Regions from separate parts of the Homo sapiens genome. Here region 2 is linked to region 1. Evidence: chromatin loops called from intact Hi-C (ENCODE). Cell type or tissue: Calu3. All regions are shown on one strand. Region 1 overlaps GATA6 (GATA binding protein 6). Region 2 has its middle 15 kb from the start of CTAGE1.

What was found. Hi-C counts contacts between places; a loop is a spot of excess contacts. Peaks named below come from ENCODE experiments on the same cell type or tissue, not always from the same donor. Only the 100,000 strongest peaks of a DNase experiment are listed, where the experiment ranks them.
Region 2: it touches region 1 in a loop (2.5-fold over the local background); 2 of 110 quality-filtered maps call a loop at or near these places.

The regions. Positions count from the first base shown.
Region 1 is chr18:22,189,569-22,192,068 of GRCh38, forward strand. All of the region lies in intron 6 of GATA6 (GATA binding protein 6), which reads left to right. Among named protein-coding and RNA genes, the nearest start is that of GATA6, 21 kb to the left of the region's middle. In Calu3, no CTCF peak of the experiment used is centred here; a DNase peak (open chromatin) is centred at 1,353.
Region 2 is chr18:22,431,578-22,434,077 of GRCh38, forward strand. No RefSeq gene overlaps it. Among named protein-coding and RNA genes, the nearest start is that of CTAGE1, 15 kb to the left of the region's middle. In Calu3, no CTCF peak of the experiment used is centred here; a DNase peak (open chromatin) is centred at 1,194.

The DNA of each region.
Region 1 (2,500 bases):
TATGCTGTGCTTATACTGTTAAGTTGCTCAGAGGAAAGTATGAAGGCGAGCTCTGATGCAAGAGCCTGCTGGGGCTGGAGCAGAAAATTAGTGCTTCATTTTTAACTTGAATATGCCACAGAGCTTCTAGAGGACTCGAGAGCCAAACAGTGGTGGATTGGTCTTCGATTTTCTCATAGTGATCTTGCTTTGAGGAAGTTTTTCCCTTTCCTAATACTCACTCACTTATAAGATAGTGAACATAGGGAGGCAGGAAATTAGTTTCTATCAGGTACCTTTTATGTGCCAGGTGTTTTAGATACATTTTATTTTTTACTCCTCCTTCTAAGTGAGATGCAGAAGGTAAAGAACAGTTCCAAGGTCACGTGTCAAATTGAGACGCGTGGTTTCACGTTGGCCGCAGGTCTGGCTGATGCGGTCAGTGTTGTTGCCACTACAGCGTGTTAGATTAATATGCGATATTAGTTCATTTCTTTGAAATCTTCAGAGAGAAGAAAGAATGTTTTCTTAAAGAAATTGGACTAGTTTGATTAATAATTTTAGCATCACATATCCTCCCACTGAAACAGGTGGGAAAACTGTGAGAAGTTATTTGCTCTTGACCAAGAATGTATTTAAGACAGTTAATGCAAATTTTCTTATCAATGTTATACTTAGAAATCAAATGTGTAATGGTACTAAGAATATGGCAGTTGGGTAACATTAAGTTAAAAAAAAAGTAGTAAAAATTACTTTTGTTGACATACCTAATGTGGTTATAACAAGGTTCTTTTAAGAGAAACACAAGATTGCCATACTGAAATCCTTCTAATGCTGCGATTTAAATCCATACACAAACAAATGCTGTTTTGGAACTTTTCAGAATGTTAAAATTGTCTTCAATGAATGTTTATGAAGAAATTACTGAAAAAGCATTTCTTAATAGTGAAGTGCCTGTTTTTTTTTTCAGTCTATCGTCCAAAACACTCTTTTCTAAATGAGTAGCAAAGGGGTTAAAAAATCATTAATCTCCCAAAGGGTCTGTGAGAGAGTTATGTGGTTAGGTATTATTATTGCCTCATTTATAAACCAAGATCCGGAGTGACTCCTTAAGGTCACAAAACAAGCCAGTATTGAAGCCGGGACTGGAACCGACGTCTCCTGCCTCCCAGTCCAGGGCTGTTACCACTCCCAGGGAGTTGACCAATCATCACAGTTATTAATATCCCACTTGCCACATGCTACAAGCCATGAACATAAATATTTTGTTGGCATTTTATCTTCATGCTCCCTATGTGCCAGGCTCCCTTTCTTTCTATGTTCACAGCCCCTTCTAATAACTCACGTTCTTGTCTGACCACATTGGCCTTTGCGTGAAAGTCACACGTCACCCCGGCAGGGAATGTTCAAGCATGCGGATTTGCATACTTTCATTCTGATCTCAAGGCTTTTTCTAGACTTCCTTTTTTTTTTTTTTTAAATCTCGTGTGTGTGTGTGTGTGTGTGTGTGTGTGTGTGTGTGTGTGACAGGGAGGATGGTAAGAAGTAGTTTAAAAATGCATTGTGTGCTACATCAATATCCAATGGCTTTGTACATTAGGAAACAGTAAAGCTTTAAATAGTTTGTAACATATGTCCACATAATTTATCACAGAATTGTGGTTTATTTAATAAGTGACTCATTATCACTATCTGATAGCCAGAATACTGGATAAAGAATAAGTGTGGGCAGAAGTTATTCACCATTTCTTATAGCCTCATCCCAGAATACAGCTCTTCTTTGCAAATTACAGATTCTTTGCAGTTTTCTCCCACCCGCCCCCCCAACGCCTCTATAAGAATATACAAAATTGTCAGAAAACATGAAATAATGTTACGGGAAAACATGGCCAAATTTAAGAAATCTGGCTTAGATTGCTCTGAAAGGTTATTGCTAAATGAATCTTCGAAGAAAACGAATTCCTTTACTGGAACAAAAGTAATTTATTATGCATTTCATGGGTGTCTGCCAGAAGAGTTACTAGCAGTATGAAGATCCAGTGGATATGAATTAAGTACAATCTGTTAGTTCTGTTCATGTTTAGACCTACCTGTTAATTTTCTCTGAAATTTTAATAATTTAAAAAAGCATCTCCATAGACAGGTGTTGGCAATGTGACAATTCACCACTCAGCTACCCATCACATCAGGCTTTTTTAAAGGCCCAGTACTCAGAATTTGTGAGACTGAGCACAAAGACATTATTTTATTGACCTCATATTTTAAGAATGATTTGGACAAATACATAACTAGGCATTGATTCTAATGTCCTGTTGGGGTCTTACGAGTAAACGGTTCCAAGTCAACATCTGACGATGCTTAAATCATGATCCGACTTGATGGTGTGCTGCCTGTTTTGGTTGTTGGCCTGGCACGGTTTCACCAGAGCTGGGCCACATGCTGCAGAACCATATTTTTATTTTATTAAACACAAGTATTTTACATTTAAAGCTCTCATTAAATTTAGTTGCTTGATTCGTGG
Region 2 (2,500 bases), 240 kb after region 1:
CCCTGTTTTCCAAGGCGGGGCTGGGCTCAGGGCTCTCCTCTGGGCTTCCCTCGGATCCTGTGCATTCTTTTAGTCCTTCCCACTGTGTTTGAGAATCACAGATAGGTCAAGGCCTTAGTAACTTTGTGTCTGTAGAACCAACAAGACTTGTTCCATCGTGGCCCTTCCAACAATATTTGTTCCGTTTCCCTGGAGCAATTTGACAGCCCATCGGGCATTGGGAACGGTTTTATCTGTTTTAGGACCATTAGAACTTCAAGAATCGCACAAATGCTACTGGTTTTTTTTCAGACCTTCAGAAACTCCCAAGCCAATGCTTTCAGGAAGTCTTAAATATTCATCTTAGAAAACTCTAATTAGTATTGCAAATTAAATGTATCCTTTTCTGGTCTGGCTATTATACAAATGGAGGTGTTTTTTCAGTTGTTGTTTTAAGACAAGGTCTCACTTTGTCATCCAGGCTGGATTACAGTGGCGTGATCATGCCTCATTGCAGCCTCGACTGCCTGGGCTCAAGTGATCCTCCCACCTCAGCCTCTGGAGTAGCTGGGACCACAGGCATGCACCACCACACCCCAAATGGAGGACTTTTTTTTTTTTTTTTTTGATGGAGCCTTGCTCTGTCTCCCAGGCTGGAGTGCAGTGGTACGATCTCAGGTCACTGCAACCTCTGCTTCCTGGGTTCAAACAATTCTGCTTCCTCAACCCCCTGAGTAGCTGGGATTACAGTCATGCACCACCACACCCAGCTAATTTTTGCATTTTTAGTAGAGACGGGGGTTTTGCCATGTTGGGCAGGCTGGTCTCAAACTCCTGAACTCAGGTGTTCTGCTTGCCACAGCCTCCCAAAGTGCTAGGATTACAGGCATGGGCCACCATGCCTGGCCCCAAATGGAGGTTTTTCACACCAGACCTGAAAATCCATTCGTTGGGGAGGATAGGAACGTCTAAGTTGTTTGATGTTTGGCCCAGACTTTTAGAAAATCCCACAAGTAAATTTTACTGGTAGGAACAGTGGGAATCAAACTCATCTCTTTGAAAGGCTTGATGATAGCAAAGTCTCCCGAGACACAAGTAGTGATACGGGAGATGGAGCAAAATAACTTGCTCCATATCTTCCTTCCTTAAAAGAATTGGCCAAGGAACGGCTTGGATGACTCATTGATCTCTGCCTGTGACCCGTGCCAGAGCCTTGCCTGCCGGGTTCTCTGAGTTTCTGGTGAAGCATTCAGACTCCATGCAGGAAGTGAGGTCATGATTGTTTTGGCAGTTTGGGTGGCGTTTATCCTTTGGTAGCGGCTGAAGTTTATCAGTAGGTTTAGCCTTTGCACTTTGAGAAACCAACTATTATCTCACTCACAATTTAGAATAATAAAAAGTCCATGGCAGAAAAACGTGCAGTAAGTACAGATAAAGAACAAACGAGGGAGAACCTGGTGTTCCTGTCCACATCAGCCCCCCAGGGCACACAATCTATCCATGCTCTGATAGAGTCCGTGAGAAGGCGCCACCGGCGTTCTCGCTTTTTCTTTCTGGTAGCAGCTGCAAGTCAAGACATTTCTTGGAGAGCGGTTGGGAGTAGAGAAAACACGTTACATCTTTAGTTAATAATTTGGATTCAGTTATATCCTGAAGTGACCTGCAAGGGGGACACTTAGGTTTAGGAAGACCTCTTAAAGGTTTGTCTCCTCCCTGGGAGCTGTAATCAGAGCAGTTAAAAGATGGGCTAAGCCTCCGCAGTTTGTTGTCAGAAGTGGCTAAGAAGAATCTGGTAACTGCTGTCAGGGACCCCTCCTGGAGGCTTCCTGTACCCCGTGGGACGCCGACCAGATTTCCAATGTGGTTCTAAGTCTGAGATGCTACAAGCTTATGCATTTACAATTACATAGAGAAACAGGGTTCTCCTTTAACACTTTGCTCATGAGGGGCATCCCAAAGACTAAAAAGTACGGAACTGCAAAAACAAACGAACAAACAACTTTGCAAATCTTGCTTTAAATATCCAAAGCAAGAGAAAAGTAACACATCACCATTAAAATGATCTTAGATTGGTAAACTATCTGAGCTGCTATACTATTATTAATGGGAAAAAAAAAAACACCTGGATGAAGATGTTAAATAATTCCATAAGTCACTATCATTCATCAAGCAAGTAAGAGACTTTTTATGCAACTACAAACTCTGGCTTGACTTCTTCAAATTTTGTTTTATGTTTTATTTTTTATATCTGGAATATATTGTGAGACTTAGAACAGATGGCTATAATCCCAAAGCATATATATGCATTATAGTTTTTAGGAGCTAAAAACTATAATTAAAAATGATTGTATGCACACACAGTGCTGAAAGATTTTTAAAACAGAAAAGCTTCATATAAAATGTGGACTTTCTCAGCCATCCTGTTACTTGATGCTCTGTAGACATGCTCTGGGTGAGAGGATCATACCTCACAGTGGGATCGGGACACCCCAAAGGGAGATTGTCTTGTAGTTGGATCAGT